Linked DNA regions of Homo sapiens: region 1 is linked to region 2. A link is an interaction called in ENCODE POLR2A ChIA-PET data of the cell type or tissue named here. Cell type or tissue: HepG2. All regions are shown on one strand.

Region 1 (8,000 bases), 260 kb after region 2:
CCTTACTGTCTATGGGATGGAATGCCCAGCTCATCCCAGTTGGCCCAGAGCTTTCCTGGTTTTAGCACCTAATGTCTCCAGTCCCAAAAACCTCCTAGTCCTAGGCACGCTGGGATGGCTGGCCACCCTGCTTTAGGACAGGATTACATGGGGGCAGTAAGAGTTGGCTTCCCTCACTGAATAGGGCTTCCCTGCACCATCTCCCCAAGCAGTGTGAACACAGGCTCAGCTACCCATTTGCTATGTGGCCCCAGTCAAGTTACTTGGCTTCTCTGGGCCACTGTTTCTTCATTTGGAAAATGATCTGGAGAGCTTTTCAGTCTTCTGGCAGCACTGATTTCCTGGCCCTGCTGTGGCATTTCAAAGCTTCATCAATGCACAGAGGGCTGAGCACAGAAGACAGGGCCACAGAAGGCCACACCAGTAGTGTGGCCTTTGGCAAGGTATCTCACCTCTCTGTGCCTAAGCTTCTCCCTCCACAGGATGGGAATAATGTGACTTAGCTCATAGAAATGTGAGCACTAGGCCAGGCACAGTGGCTCACGCCTGTAACCCAGCAGTTTGGGAGGTGAAGGCGGGTGGATCACTTGAGGCCAGGAGTTCAAGACCAGCCTGGCCGACATGGTAAAACCCCATCTCTACTAAAAATACAAAAGTTAGCTGGGCATGGTGGTGCGTGTCTTTAATCCCAGCTACTCAGGAGGCTGAGGCAGGAGAATCACTTGAACCCGGGAGGCAAACGTTGCAGTGAGTCGAGATCATGCCACTGCACTCAAGCCTGGGCAACAGAGCGAGACTCCATCTCAATAAATTAAATACATTAAATAAATAAGAAATGTGAGCGCTAAATTAAATGAAATGATCCTGTGTGATTGCCATAACTAGATACTCATAGTTGAAAAGTATAGATGTTCTGGTTAATGAAAAGTATGACTGGGAGTTGTGACTGCTAATTTTTTTAAAAAGTGGAACATGAGGCCAGGTGCAGTGGCCTATGGAGATTGCCTCTCACCCCTGAGTAGAGTTCCATGAGTTGGAGACTAGATCCTTTTTTGTCACTGTCCATTCATAGTAAAGATGTGTTGAGCAACTAACTCAACAAAGGTCACATTATACCAGCTTTATATATTTTATTATTATTTTGAGACAGGGTCTCGTTCTGTCCTCCAGGCTGGAGTGCTGTGGTGCAATCACAGCTCACTGCAGCCTCGACCTCCAGGGTTCAGGTGATCCTCCCACCTTAGTCTCCCGAGTAACTTGGGACTACAGGCGTGTCCCCCCATGCCCTGCTAGTTTTTGTGTTTTTAGTAGAGACGAGGTTTTGCCATGTTGCCCAGGCTGGTTTTGAACTCCTGAGCTTAAGCAGTCTGCCCACCTCAGCCTCCTAAAGTGCTGGGGTTACAGGCATGAGCCACCGTGCCCGGCCTATTTTTTAAAATTTTTGTAGAGATGAGGTCTCACTATGTTGCCCAGGCTGTTCTAAAACTCCTGGGCTCAAGTGATCTTTCTGCCTCAGGCTCCCAAAGTGCTGACATTACAGGCATGAGCCATGCCCAGTCGTGCCCCCTGCCTTTTTTAAACATTAAATAAAACTGTATGCCCATTTTATAGATGAAAAAAAAATGAGGCTCAGGGAGGTTTCCGATCCTGCCATTAAGTGGTGAAGTCAGAATTTGAACCTGGATCTGATTGAGAGTCCTGTTCTCTCCACTGACTGGCCCCTACTTCTTCAGGGGGCACACAGGGAGGGCCAGAGGGATGGGGAATGGGTGCAGGGAGGCAGTTCTGGTGGGAATTCTCCCAAGGGAGCAGCAAGACAGGGCCTGGCATGACACTGGTGGCCTGGCCTCACCCCTGTGGGGACCAGAACTTTGTGGATGCAGCTTTCCCTCCCCACTGGTTGCCATGGAGACGGGGGTGGGATGCGTGAAGATCTATCTCAAGCCTGCTACCCAGGCTTGTCCCAGAGATGCCAGCAGTGGGTGGACACACTAAGCATTGAGAGAAAGGAAGGAAAAGGCTGGTCTTTACCTCTTTTTTCTTTTTATTGTGAAAAGCTTCAAGCACACATAGGAACGGAGCGTGTGGTACAATAAGCCTGGCTTCAGCAGTCAAGTCTCAGCCAACCTTATTCCATCCACGCCCTCTTCCCCTTCCCTCATCCCAGATTACTCTGAAGCAAATTTCAGACGTCAGTCATTTCTTTTACAAACATTTCAATGTATAACTCCAAAAAATTTTTTTTGGCCACCTTCACTCCTCCTAAAACTATTTAATAACAGTAATGCTTTTACTATCAGCAAATACCCAGTTAGTATTCAGATTTCTCTGGTTATCTCATAAAGCGTTTCTTTTTTTTTTTTTTGAGACGGAGTCTTGCTCTGTTGCCCAGGCTAGAGTGCGGTGGCATGATATCAGCTCGCTGCAACCTCTGACTCCTGGGTTTCAGAGATTCTCCTGCCTCAGCCTCCTGAATAGCTGAGATTACAGGTGCACGCCACTGCACCTGGCTAATTTTTGTATTTTTAGTAGAGACGGGGTTTCACCATCTTGGCCAGGCTGGTCTTGAACTCCTGACCTTGTGATCCACCCGGCTTGGCCTCCCAAAGTGCTGGGATTACAGGTGTGAGCCACCGCGCCCAGCTAAAGGGTTTCTTTAGCTAGTTAAAATCAGGATCCAAATAAAGTTCGAATGTTGCCATCGGTTGGGATTGCTTTTGTATCTCTCCTAACCTGTAGGTTCTCTTCCCTTGTCTTTTTCTTCCTTTGCAATTTATTTGTTGAAGAAACTGGCTTGTTTGTTCTGTAGTTTCCTGTGGTCTGAATTTTGGTTATAGCATCTCCATAGAAGTGTCATGTGCTCCTCTTCCCGCTATATTTCTTAGAAATTGGTAGTTAGGCCTAGGAGATAACTTAGATTGATGTTTGATTTTTTTTTTTTTGTATGAGTACTTCCTATTGGTGGTTTTGTACTTCCATTCAAAGGCACACACTATCTGGTTGTTCCTCTTTGCAATGTTAGCAGCTGTTGTTGATGATCATTGTCTAGATCCACAATTTCTTCTTCTTTTTTTTTTTTTTTTTTGAGGGGTCTTGCTCTGTCACATAGGTTAGAGTGCAGTGGTGCAATCATAGCTGACTGCAGCCTTGACCTCCTGGGCTCAAGGGATCCTCCCACCTGAGCCTTCCAAACAGCTGGGACTACAGGCACATGCCCAAACCTGGCTAATTTTTTTTTTTTCTTTTTTTTTTGTAGAGACAGGATCTTGTTGCATAGACAGGTCTGTGTTGCCCAGGGTGGTCTTGAACTTCTGGCCTCAAACAATCTTCCCATCTCGGCCTCCGAAAGTGTTGGGATTACAGGGATGAGCCACTACACCTGGCCCATTATTTCATTAGATATTACAACATGGTGGCATACTAATTCTATGATTCTGTCTTTGGTAGTGGACATATGTCTATAAAAGGTATCAATTTATCAACTATTTGGCTACCAAAAAGTATGGTTTGTACCAAAAAGGATAAATGCTTCTTTCCCTTTCTTTGACAGTTTTCAAAATGAGTTGGGTTTTCCAATATCCTCCCATGGTGATAAATGAATTTTTCTTTTTTTTTTTTTTTTTAAGTATTGTCAACTCATAGATTTGGACATATATGACATGTTTCAATCCATTAAAGTCATTCTTTTTTTTTTTTTTTTTTGAGATGGGCGTCTTGCTCTGTCACCTAGGCTGGAGTGTAGTGGCACAATCTTGGCTCACTGCAACTTCCGCCTCCTGGGTTCAAGCGATTCTTCTGCCTCAGCCTCCCAAGTAGCTGGGATTACATGTGTATGCCACCACACCCGGCTAATTTTTTATATTTTTGGTAGAGATGGGGTTTCACCATGTTGGCCAGGCTGGTCTCTAACTCCTGACCTCAAGTGATCTGCCCACCTTGGCCTCCCAAAGTGCTGGGATTACAGGTGTGAGCCACCGCACCTGGCCTATAGTCATTATTATTATTATTATTATTATTATTATTATTATTTATTTTTCTGAGACAGAGTCTCGATCTGTTGCCCAGGCTGGAATGCAGTGGCCTGATCTCGGCTTACTGCAAGCTCCGCCTCCTGGGTTCACGCCATTCTCCTGCCTCGGCCTCCCGAGTAGCTGGGACTACAGGTACCCCACCACCACACCCGGCTAATTTTTTGTATTTTTAGTAGAGACGGGGTTTCACTGTGTTAGCCAGGATGGTCTCCATCTCCTGACCTTGTGATCCACCCACCTCGGCCTCCCAAAGTGCTGGGATTACAGGCGTGAGCCACCGCGCTCGGCCCATTATTGTTAATGATGCTCAAACTCTCCCCATTGGGAGCCACTCCATGTTGTCTCCTGCATCCTTTTCAATGTGACCCTCACCTTCCTTGCTATCAAGGAAGCAAGGAATGACCAGATGTTCCAGGCTCATCTTGAATTTTTTTTCTTGCCTCAGACCTGGAATTGGTTATTTCTTCATGCCCTCATTTCTAGTCGGAAGTGGCGTTTAGACACCATAACCTGGGTGCTGGGGTGTTCACTGCTATTGGATGGCTCATTATTTCTAAACTTTATGGTTGACAGAGCTAGCAAACACCTGCTTTACTTTGTAAGACAAAAATATAGCATGAATTCATACTGATGCTTCCAATTCCAATTCGGGGCTACGGGTTTTTCACCTTGTCTCTGTGATCTTACGTGGGCATCTCCTTTCTTCCATGATCATGTGACAAAGCCTGTTTGGAAAAGCAAAGCTCCCTACTGTGATTCTCATCAAGCTGGAAGCGTGTGAGAAAGCACTTCAGTTTCTTCCCTCGGATATGAACCTGAGCTCTCTGATGAGGTGGTTTAGAAGTGGCCCTGGGAGAAGCCCACTTCTTGGTCACAAGATACTGCATTCTCCTGGCAGATGAACCAGCTGCTTCCAGCATCCTCTGTGTGGGTCCTCACGCCTAGCTGCTCTACGTGCTGGCTGCACAGTGGCATCACATGGGGAAGTAGAAAAACCTCTGATGCCTGTCCCCACCCGGCTTAATCACAGTGAAGTCAGATTATCTGGGCCTGGGACCCTACCATCATTTTTTTTAAAGAATTGCAGGGGCCAGGCGTGGCGGCTCAGAGCTTCTAGCACTTTGGGAAAAAGCTCACAGCTTCCAGCACTTTGGGAAGCCGAGGTGGTAGGATCAGGAGGTCAGGAGATTGAGACCATCCTGGCTAACATGGTGAAACCCCGTCTCTACTAAAAATACAAAAAATTAGCTGGGCGTGGTGGCAGGCGCCTGTAGTCCCAGCTACTCGGGAGGCTGAAGCAGGAGAATGACATGAACCCGGGATGTAGAGCTTGCAGTGAGCTGAGATCGCGCCACTGCACTCCAGCCTGGGAGACAGCGAGACTCCATCTCAAAAAAAAAGAATTGTAGGTAGGCCGGGTGCGGTGGCTCATGCTTGTAATCCCAACACTTTGGGAGGTCAAGGAGGGTGGATCACCTGACGTCAGGAGTTCGAGACCAGCCTGGCCAACATGGCGAAACCCCATCTCTACTAAAGATACAAAAATTAGCTGGGCGTTGTGGTGTGTGCCTATAATCCCGGCTACTTGGAAGGCTGAGGCAGGAGAATTGCTTGAACCTGGGAGGTGGAGGTTGCAGTGAGCCAATATCACACCACTGCACTCCAGCCTGGGTTACAGAGTGAGACTCCGTCTCAAAAAAAAAAAGAATTGCAGGTAATTCTAATGTGTAGCCAGGGGATACAGTCACTGCTCTGTTCCTTGCTTCTCAGCAGAGGGAAGAAAAAGAAGCAACAAGGCTGGCAGATGAACTCTGCCTTCAAAGCCCATTAGCTTCGGCTTGAATTCTGGCACTGCCAGGTTCTAGCTATGAAATCTGAACCTGGCTGGGCGTGGTGGCTCACACCTGTAATCCCAACACTTTGAGAGGCTGAGGCAGGTGGATCCCCTGAGGTCAGGAGTTCGAGACCAGCCTGGCCAGTGAAACCCCATCTCTATTAAAAATACAAAAATTAGCTGGGCGTGGTGGCATGCACCTGTAGTCCCAGCTACTCAGGAGGCTGGGGCAGGAGAATCACTTGAACCCAGGAGGCGGAGGTTGCAGTGAGCCGAGATTGCACCACTGCACTCCAACCTGGACAATAGAGCGAGACTCCATCTCAAAAAAAAAAAAAAAAAGGAAATCTAAGTCAGTGCTGACCAATAGCACTTGTGCAACCTTCAAATGGTCTATATCTGCACTGTCCAATGTGGTAGCCATCAGCCACAGTACACGGGGCTGCTGGGCACTTGAACTCATTGTTAGTGCAACCTAGGGTGTAAATGTTAAAATTTATTTAATTTTAACTAATTTACACATCAATAGCCACAAGGAGCCATCACAGCTACTGTCTTGGACAGCACCACTCTAGAAAATGACCTAACGTCTCGTGGCTTCACATCTGTAAAATAGGGAATAATAGGGGTTATTTCACTGGATATTGACAGGATTAGTGTCAGGATTAGAAACAATGTATATAAAGTTCCTGGTTCCCACAAAACACTCAATAAAATGCTGCTTATTTATTAACATCAGCCTAATACTCAAAAAAAATTGCCTGGAAAACAAATGTTCAGAAGCACCCTACCACAGAGGCTAAAAATTCAGAGCCGTTCCAGAGAAACTCAGAAAATATTCCTTAATTGTAGAAGTTCAATGGCAGCAGGAGGTTATCAGTTACAAGGGCTGTATTTCATTACAGATCCAGCCGCAGCTCAATAAATTAAGCAATCACTCAGAATAACATGTTGCTTTAATCCCCTCTCTTGGAGCGGTTCCAAGTTGTTTGGTTTTATACACGCTCAGCCCTGAAAGGGGACTCATACTGGGCTCATTTCTTTCCCCTCAATTCATCAGCCCCTCTCTGGAAACATCTTTGCATCTCCCAACCAGCAGGAGAGAGGATTCCAAGCCAAGCAGGCCTCCTTTTATCAAAACTGGAGCCTTTTCCATCCTCTGGCCTTGACGTGTTCCACGTTTCATTTGCTGAAATTACTGGCAGGTTTATCTGCAATGAAAAAAAAGACACCTTTTAGCAGCCCAGTTCTGGGCATGTAGAGAGAGCTAACTCTCGGCGGCTTTTCCATTCTCATCTTCTCTCGAGTGGTTTATAATCTCACAGTAGAATTTTGTTTCCCCTAGAAACTTGGCACGGGAGGTGTCAGCCTGGGAACATATTTGTTTGTGTAAATTAAAAGAAGAGTATGTTTTGACCATATTTAAGTTCTAACTGCACTAAAGAAATAAATACCGACTTGCACAACGCTTCTCGCTGCCGCACGGTTCTGGCTCACCTCCCCAAACTCTGTCTTTGTTAATAAAACCCACACTAACAAGAGCTCTTAATAGCTTATCTCCTCAGACAGCTACAGGGACAACCTCAGAAGCCATGTCTGCCCCGACCCAGGCCCACATAGAAAATCCACTTACCTCATTTGGGATTTGCTTCTCCTGACACACCGCATTCTTGCTGGGGTAGAAAAGGGTATCAGAAACAGCACCCTCACCAATGTAGGCTTGTTTTTTTTGGTGGGGGAGGGACAGGGTCTTACTTTGTCACCCAGGCTGGGGTATAGCGGTACAATCACAGCTCACTGTAGCCTCGACCTCCCGGGCTCAAGCGATCCTCCTGCATCAGCCCCCCAAGTAGATGGGACTACAGGCATGCGCCACTATGCCTGGCTAATATTTGTATTTTTTATAGAGACAGGGTTTTGCCATGTTGCTCAGGCTGGTCTTGAACTCCTGAGCTCAAGCCATCCTCCAGCCTCAGCCTCTCAAAGTGCTGGGATTACAGGCGTGAGCCACCAAGCCCAGCCTCTACAGGTATACCCTTGATGTGCATGTGAATGATAACCTTTTGAAGGCCCTGGGCAATAGCTGTAGAAATTTACAATGCACACCTCTTGGCTGGGAGCAGGGGCTCACATCT
Region 2 (8,000 bases):
CACGCCCGGCCCCTGATGTTTTATGTTAAAAATGGTGTCACCTGGCTGGCTAAATCTAAATTTATGTTCCATTTTGGAAATTTAATTTTTATCAAAATGGACTAATTTGTTGCACATATAGTGTGAGACAGACACACCGCCCATTGCACGAAGAGGGCTGCCAGCACATATATTGTATTTCGGTTGGCTGAAAGGCAGTGACTTTTAATGGATGTGTGTTTAAGAACATGCCCCATGAATTTTGACATAATGATATAGGAAATGCAATTCTGTTTAATATAGTTAGAAATTAGTTATTTTTACCTTTTAGCATTGGTATGAATGTATCTTTTAAAATAAGTGGGTTGTTTTAAAGGATGCAGCCCTAAAATTTGTGTTTAGTTTTTTCCCAAATTATTTGACAGTTTAAGGGAGTCAACGCTTTCAGATTTTACTTTTTTTTTTTTGAGACGGGGTCTCACTCTGTTGCCCAGGCTGGAGTGCAGTGGTGCAATCTTGGCTCACTGCAGCCTCTGCCTCCCGGGTTCCAGCGATTCTCCTGCCTCAGCCTGCTGGGTAGCTGGAGTTATAGGCATGCACCACCGCACCTGGCTAATTTTTCTATTTTTAGTAGAGATGGGATTTCGCCATGTTGGCCAGGCTGGTCTCGAACTACTGACCTCAGGTGATCCACCCGCCTTGACCTCCCAAAGTGGTAGGATAACATTTGTGAGCCACCGTGCCTGGCCCAGATTTTACTTTTAAAAAAACTTTTCAATCAAAATTTTACTACTTCTGATTCATGAGGGTGGCATAATTAATAAAAATTCAAGAAAAAGATCAGTGACATCAAAGTCATTTGTGCTTTCACTTTGCTTTCTGGATTTAACATTCCAAAATGGAGGAGGAATGAAGCCAGCCCAAATTAGCTTATTTGTACTTTTTTTTTTTTTTTTTTTTTTTTTTTTTTTAAGTCTGGAAAGCGAGTTTAGTACAAAGTCCTCTTGGAATCTGAACTATACATTCTGAAACCCCAGTATAATTTCGAATGTAGAAGTCTTTTTTCTAACCTTGACTTTCTTTAGGGAAAACTTGTTATTGGACACAATATGCTCTTGGACGTCATGCACACAGTTCATCAGTTCTACTGCCCTCTGCCTGCGGTAAGTGACCTGTTGGTCTGTGTTTAATATTAGCAGGATTCTTTTTATCTGAAAAAATATTATTATGATGCTTTTAACTGAACTGTCCTCTACTTGGGTGCCATTTCCTTGTATGCAGCATGTTCCCAGAGAGAATCTTATGCACTCAGTTGCACATTTTTTTTTCCTTGAGATGTATTCTCACTCTGTTGCCCAGGAGTGCAGTGGTGCAATCTTGGCTTGCTGCAGCCTCCACCTCTTGGGTTCAAGCGAGTCTCCTGCCTCAGCCTCCTGAGTAGCTGGGATTACAGGCACCCGTCACCACGCCCAGCTACTTTTTGTATTTTTAGTAGAGATGGGGTTTCACCATATTGGCCAGGTTGTTCTCGAACTCCTGACCTCGTGATCCGCCTGCCTTAGCCTCCCATAGTGCTGGGATTACAGGCCTGAGCTACCACGCCTGGCCACAAACTTTTTTATTAAGGGATCTTCAGTCACTGCCATTGCCAGAGGAAGATTAAACATTTGTTTCATTGTCTTAATGCCAGTGGTTTGCTCATTTAGTGCTGGGCAGGGATTCCCAGGCCACAGGTGTGGGCTGCTAGTTTGGTCCTGCTACAATTAGACATAGCAGGGCCATTGAAGGTAAGTGGTGGCAGCTGAAGTGGGTCCAGTCCTACAGAATTCTTGATCGCCCTTGCTAGGCTGCTTCCCTTAGATTCTCTGCTGACCTCAGTAGTGCATTTTTCAGTCCTTGAGCCAAGTTGCCTTGGTTGACCAAAGCACAAGCTGCTTTGGTTCCTCTACTGGCTCTCCCTCTTCTGCTCCATACGGTTTGCGTGGCCTCACGTTACTTGTCCCTCGCCACTCTGCGCTCCACTCTTTTATTTCCTCTTCATCTTTTTTGTCTTTTAGTGATCTCACTCACTTTACAGCTTCAGCTGTAGACACCAACATCTTTATCCCCAGCTGTGGTCTCTGTTCAGATCCAGGTATACATTTCATGCTGGACTCCAGACATCCCTACCTGGATAGCCCCCAGACTAAGTGTTGTTTTGAATTGACGTGGCTCAAATGAGATATTTAACTTGTACTTCTTTTCTTTCTTACTGTCTCCAAACCACTTCTTTCTCCTCATCCCATTACTATAAGTGATTCCCAGTTACCAACCCTGTTTTTAGCATCAGTTTTGACTCTTGCTCTGTCTCCAGATCTGGTCATTTCCAAAATTCTGACGATTTTATCTCCATGCCCTCTCTCACATCTGGATTCTTTTTTTTTTTTTGAGATGGAGTCTCACTCTTTCACCAGGCTGGAGTGCAGTGGCATGATCTCGGCTCCCTGCAACATCCGCCTCCTGGGTTCAAGTGATTCTCCTGCCTCAGCCTCCCGAGTAGCTGGGACTACAGGTGCGTGCCACCATGCCCAGCTAGTTTTTTTGTATTTTTAGTAGAGACAGGGTTTCACTGTGTTGGCCATGATGGTCTCAATCTCCTGACCTCCTGATCTGCCCGCCTCAGCCTCCTAAAGTGCTGGGATTACAGGTGTGAGCCACTATGCCCAGCTGATTGTTTTTATTTTTGTTGCAAGCGGCCTTATTTCTCATCTTTGAGTTTAGCAAATTCCAGGCAGCATTTCCTGTCCCCCTTCAACCTTCAGCCCATCCTTTAAAATGAACGTTGGCACGTTTTCTATAAAGGGCCAGATAGTAAAATATTTTCAGCTTTCCATGCTGCATAGTTTCTGTCACAACTCTTAGCTCTGCCACTGTAGCCCCGAAATGCCATAGAATACGTAAACCAATTGGCATAGCCGTGTTGCAATAAAACTTCATTTACAAAATAATTGGTTGGCTGTATTTGGCCTATGGACCATAGTATGCCACTGGACTAATCTTTTTCTTATTTTAAATAATTTTTTTTTTTTTTTTTAGAGATGGAGTCTTACTCTGTTGCCAGGCTGGAGTGCAGTGGTGCAATCTCGGCTCACTGCAACCTCCGCCTCCGAGGTTCAAGTGTTTCCCCGGCCTCAGCCTCCCGAGTAGCTGGGACTACAGGCGTGCACCACCACGCCCTGCTAATTTTTTTGTATTTTTAGTGGAGATGGGGTTTCACCATGTTGGCCAGGATGGTCTCGATCTCCTGGCCTCATGATCTGCCTGCCTTGGCCTCCCAGAGTGCTGGGATTACAGGTGTGAGCCACTGTGCCCGGCCTTCCCCATATCTTTTTAATAAAATAGAGACTAGGTCTCACTCTTTTGTCCAAGCTGATCTCAGGGTGCTGGGCTCAAGCGGTCCTCCTGCCTCAGCCTCCCAAATAGGTAAAACCACAGGTGTGCACTACCACGCCCAGCTAAAAGATTAATATTTTGTTACTTCTAGATTGGAAGACACCTGCTTGAGAGTTCAGTCTCACTTATACATCTGTAAACCTTCAGTTACTTCACATTTCTTAGGTCCCATTGTTCCGTCAGCATTTTGATTACCCTCCTTTAAAAAAGTACAATACAGACGTCATGAGTGGGTCAGTTGCTCCCCTTGTATTTCTTAAAATTTAGGTTGTCATCACTGTTTAAGACAGCTCTATCACCTTTTAACACCTTTTAGGACTCAAAGACTTCATAGTTGTGGGTCTCAAAACAAGTGTAAAAGGTATGGAATTGCATTTCTTTTTTTTTTTTTTTTTTTGAGACTGAATCTTGTTCTGTGGCCCAGGCTGGAGTGCAGTGGTGTGATCTCTGCTCAGTGCACCCTCCGCTTCCTGGGTTCAAGCGACTCTCCTTCCTCAGACTGCTGAGGAGCTGGGATTACAGATGCCTGCTACCATGCCCGGGTAATTTTTGTATGTTTAGTAGAGACGGGATTTCACCATGTTGGCCTGGCTGGTCTCGAACGCCTCATCTCAGGTGATCCACCCGCCTCCGCCTCCCAAAGTTCTGGGATTACAGGCGTGAGCCACCACGTCTGGCCTGGATTGGCATTTCTTAAGTCTAATGAGCTAATGTTTATTTTATGTCACTCACCACACTTCTGTTTTTTTTTTTTTTTCTCTTCTCTTTCCTACCTTTTTTTTTTTTTTTTTTTTTTTGAGATGGAGTCTCACTCTGTCACCTAGGCTGGAGTGCAGTGGTGCGATCTCGGCCTCCTGTGTTCAAGTGATTCTCTTGACTCAGCCCCCCGAGTAGCTGGGATTACAGGCGCCCGCCACCATGCCCAGCTAATTTTTGTATTTTTAGTAGAGATGGGGTTTCACCATGTTGGCAAGGCTGGTCTTGAACTCCTGACCTCAGGGGATCCACCGGCCTCTGCCTCCCAAAGTACTGGGATTACAGGTGTGAGCCACCGGGCTTGGCCTGGATTTGCGTTTCTTAAGTCTAATGAGCTAATGTTTATTTTATGTCATCCCACTTCTGTTTTTTTCTTTTCTTTTTTCTTCACTTTCGCACCTTTTTTTTTGAGATGGAGTCTTACTCTGTCACCTAGGCTGGAGTGCAGTGGTGCAGTCTTGGCCCACTGCAACCTCTGTCTCCTGGGTTCAAGCGATTCTTCTGCCTCAGCCTCCTGAGTAGCTAGAATTAACAGGCGCTTGCCACCATGCCTGGCTAATTTTTGTATTTTTAGTAGAGACGGGATTTCGCCATGTTGGCCAGGCCGGTCTCGAATTCCTGACCTTAGGTGATCCGCCTGCCTGGGCCTCCCAAAGTGTTGCGATTACAGGCATGAGCCATTATGCCCGGCCATTTTTTTTTTTCTTTTTTGAGAGAGTGTCTCACTCTGTCACCCAGGCTGGAGTGCAGTGGCGCCATCTTGGCTCACTGCAGCCTCAACTCCCTGGGCTCAAGTGATACTCCTACCTCAGCCTCTCGAGTAGCTGGGACCACAGGCACATGCCACCATGCCTCACTAATTGTTTTGAAAGTTTTGTAGAGACAGGATCTCACCATTTGCCCAGGCTGCTCTCGAACTCCTGCGTTCAAGAGAAGTCTGCCCACCTCAGTCTCCCAAAGTGCTAAGATTATAGATGTGAGCCACCACACCTGGCCAGATCACCCACTTCTTACTGGCCAAGTAGATCAAAGTAGCAGCTCCTCTCTTGACTTTTTGACCTTTATTATTTATTTATTTATTTATTTATTTATTTTTGAGACAGAGTCTTGCTCTGTGGCCCAGGGTGGAGTGCAGTGGTGCGATCTTGACTCACTGCAACCTCTGCCTACCGGATCCAAGCGATTCTCCTGCCTTAGCCTCCCGAGTAGCTGGGTTTACAGGCACCTGCCACCATGCCCAGCTAATTTTTATATTTTCAGTAGAGACGGAGTTTCACCATGTTGGCCAGGCTGGTCTTGAACCCCTGACTTCAGGTAATCCACCTGCTTTGGCCTCCCAATGCTCTGGGATTACAGGTGTGAGCCACCACGCCCAGCCTGTTCATTTGTTTTTTTGAGACAGAGTCTCACTCTGTCGCCAGGCTGGAGTGCAGTGGTGTGATTTTGGCTCACTGCAACCTCCCTCTCCCAAGTTCAAGTGATTCTCATGTCTCAGTCTCTCAAGTAGCTGGGATTACAGGTGTACGCCACCACATCTGGCTAATTTTTGTAATTTTTTTTAGTGGAGATGGGATTTCACCATGCTTGCCAGGCTGGTCTCGAACTTCCGGCCTCAAGTGATCCACCCGCTCGGCTTTCCAAAGTGCTGGGATTACAGGAATGAGCCACCCGCTCCCAGCCTTTTTTGATCTTTAAAGCAATGAAGTTATCAGCAAGGCAAGAGGAAAATGTATTTAATTCTGTGCTTCTAGGTGTTTCGAATACTGAATAGAGCTTGGCACTAGAAGGCATTAAATATCGATTTAACAAATGAAGTATCTCCCGACTGCCAGTTTTGTAATCTTCTGATGTATGGCTCCGTTCCTGTCACTGACCCTGCTGAAAATTCTAAATTAATCCCACACTCTTTGTTTTCTAGGCAGTTGACTATTTTTACCCATGCATAACAGGCTTTCTGTGATCCAGCCCAACCTTTCTGTGTAGTCTAATCCCTTGTTGCTCTCCTTTTTCCAAGACTGACTTATTTGTTCCCTAAGAGGTGCTTTGTTTAATTTCTTCCAACTTGAATTTTCTCTTGTTGTTCTCAATGTTTGTTGTTCACAGCTTTCCCTTAACTTTCCGCGGTGCAGCTTTTGCCTTCTCCATGAAGTTTTTATTGCCTGCTACCTTGCCCAAGAGGTGATCTTTCCTTTCTCTCAACTCCCACAGAACATTGTACATCTCTATGTTACATAAATTTTGTCTTGTATTATACAGCATAACCCCCTTCTAGGTGGTTAGCTCCTTGGACAAGGGGTGTAGCCATTTTGTTGTGTAAGTGCGTAACATAACACATTGCGTGTAAGCAGTTAATGAATGGCCTGACTTAACACATTGTATGTAAGCAGTTAATGAACGTTAAGTGGAATGAAAGTGGTCTTGAATTAAATTCTGGTAGAAAGAGCAAGTGATTTGTTGTAGAGTAGTAAGTGGGTTAGGATAAGCAGTTTTATCCTTCACTTTATTACTAAGGCTACCTGGTAAGTAACTTAACTTCTTTATGTTCTGGCATTGTCAGAGAAAGAAAATGTTTTGTTTTGTTTTTTTCCATCTACCTTTAGAAGAAGTGATGAGAAGAAATTAGAAAGCCTAATAAATTAGAAGGCTGGGTGTGGTGGTGCATACCTGCAGTGCCTGCTACTTGAGAGGCTGTTACAGGAGAATTGCTTGAGTGCAGGAGTTCAAGGCTAGTCTGGGCAACATAGTGAGACCCTGACTTGATAAAAAGGTAGAGCTTTTACATGCACTGGTATCAAAATTTGCATTTAAAAGGATACTAAATAATCCACATTTTGGAGTTGCCTTTTAGAGGAGAGTGTTTTCTTATGAACTATCTTGATACTTGAGCATGACCTTTTAGAAGACATTGGTCTAGAACTGTGCTATATGTTGGCCCTGGAGGTGGCCGTAATTCTCCTTGTTCCTTGCTTGTAAAGCTTTCTAGTGGTATTGAGAGATTACAAACATCATTATTGCATTTTTTGACGTTGCATTGAAATCGCCTGTTCATGCTTTGCCCATTAATTTATAGCCAGTGAAAAGCTGGTAAATATATCAGGCTAGCTAAATACAGTCTGTATTTACAGGCTTGAAAAGCTAATTGGAAACAGCAGTTTCCTATGAAGCATGAATAACATTGAAGAGAAGTGTAGTTTACAAAGAGTCAGGAGTATGACTACTCAGTCTAGCATGGCAATTATGTATGTAAATGAGTTAATTCAAAATTAGAGGACTCTCATTTCAGCTCTAGACTTCCTGATCAAAATAAACTTGAGAAATGAATTGTCTAATCTAGGCACTTGCTATTAGTGCCACTTGAGCAATTTTCTGGAGTTGAAACAGGAATCATATGTGTATTGAAAAGCCTGTGTTTCCAAGGCCATTTTTACTAACATTTCAAAGGTGATCTCAGGAAAGGTCTAAGCTAGTTTACAGTATGCCCATTTCCTGTGTAAACCATTTAATTTAAATGACTCTGCTTGTCTCACTGTTATGATAAATTTGTGTGGTAGATCGCAGCCTGTTAGCTATTACTGGAAGTTTTCTGCTTTTATTACAGGCCTCTCAAATAGGTAGGTTTTAACATTTTATTGGACCCCCTGCCCCTTCCCAATTTCAACTATTAAATCCTTAAATTTGTTGTTTTGGTTATGCAGAAGTTAGTTATCAGGTTATATGGTTCCCAATGAGTGAGGAAATTGGGAAGGTTTTGTGTTTTTTTTGTACTTGTTAACTAGAAATGGGTTTTGTAGTTTAGCTTAAGGGCCCCAACAGCTTGTTTGAGAAGACAGCTA

Evidence for each region. Peaks named below come from ENCODE experiments on the same cell type or tissue, not always from the same donor. Only the 100,000 strongest peaks of a DNase experiment are listed, where the experiment ranks them.
Region 1: POLR2A ChIA-PET joins it to region 2 with 5 read pairs; 2 of 35 experiments call an interaction of 5 or more read pairs at or near these places.

Annotation. Positions count from the first base shown.
Region 1 is chr16:14,325,089-14,333,088 of GRCh38, reverse strand. MIR193BHG (MIR193b-365a host gene) reads right to left here. Exons shown (of 2, transcript NR_170633.1): 2 at 2,027-7,076. Among named protein-coding and RNA genes, the nearest start is that of MIR365A, 20 kb to the right of the region's middle. In HepG2, no CTCF peak of the experiment used is centred here; a DNase peak (open chromatin) is centred at 3,168.
Region 2 is chr16:14,586,443-14,594,442 of GRCh38, reverse strand. PARN (poly(A)-specific ribonuclease) reads left to right here. Exons shown (of 24, transcript NM_002582.4): 13 at 1,065-1,142. Among named protein-coding and RNA genes, the nearest start is that of PARN, 40 kb to the left of the region's middle. In HepG2, a CTCF peak has its summit at 1,129; no DNase peak of the experiment used is centred here.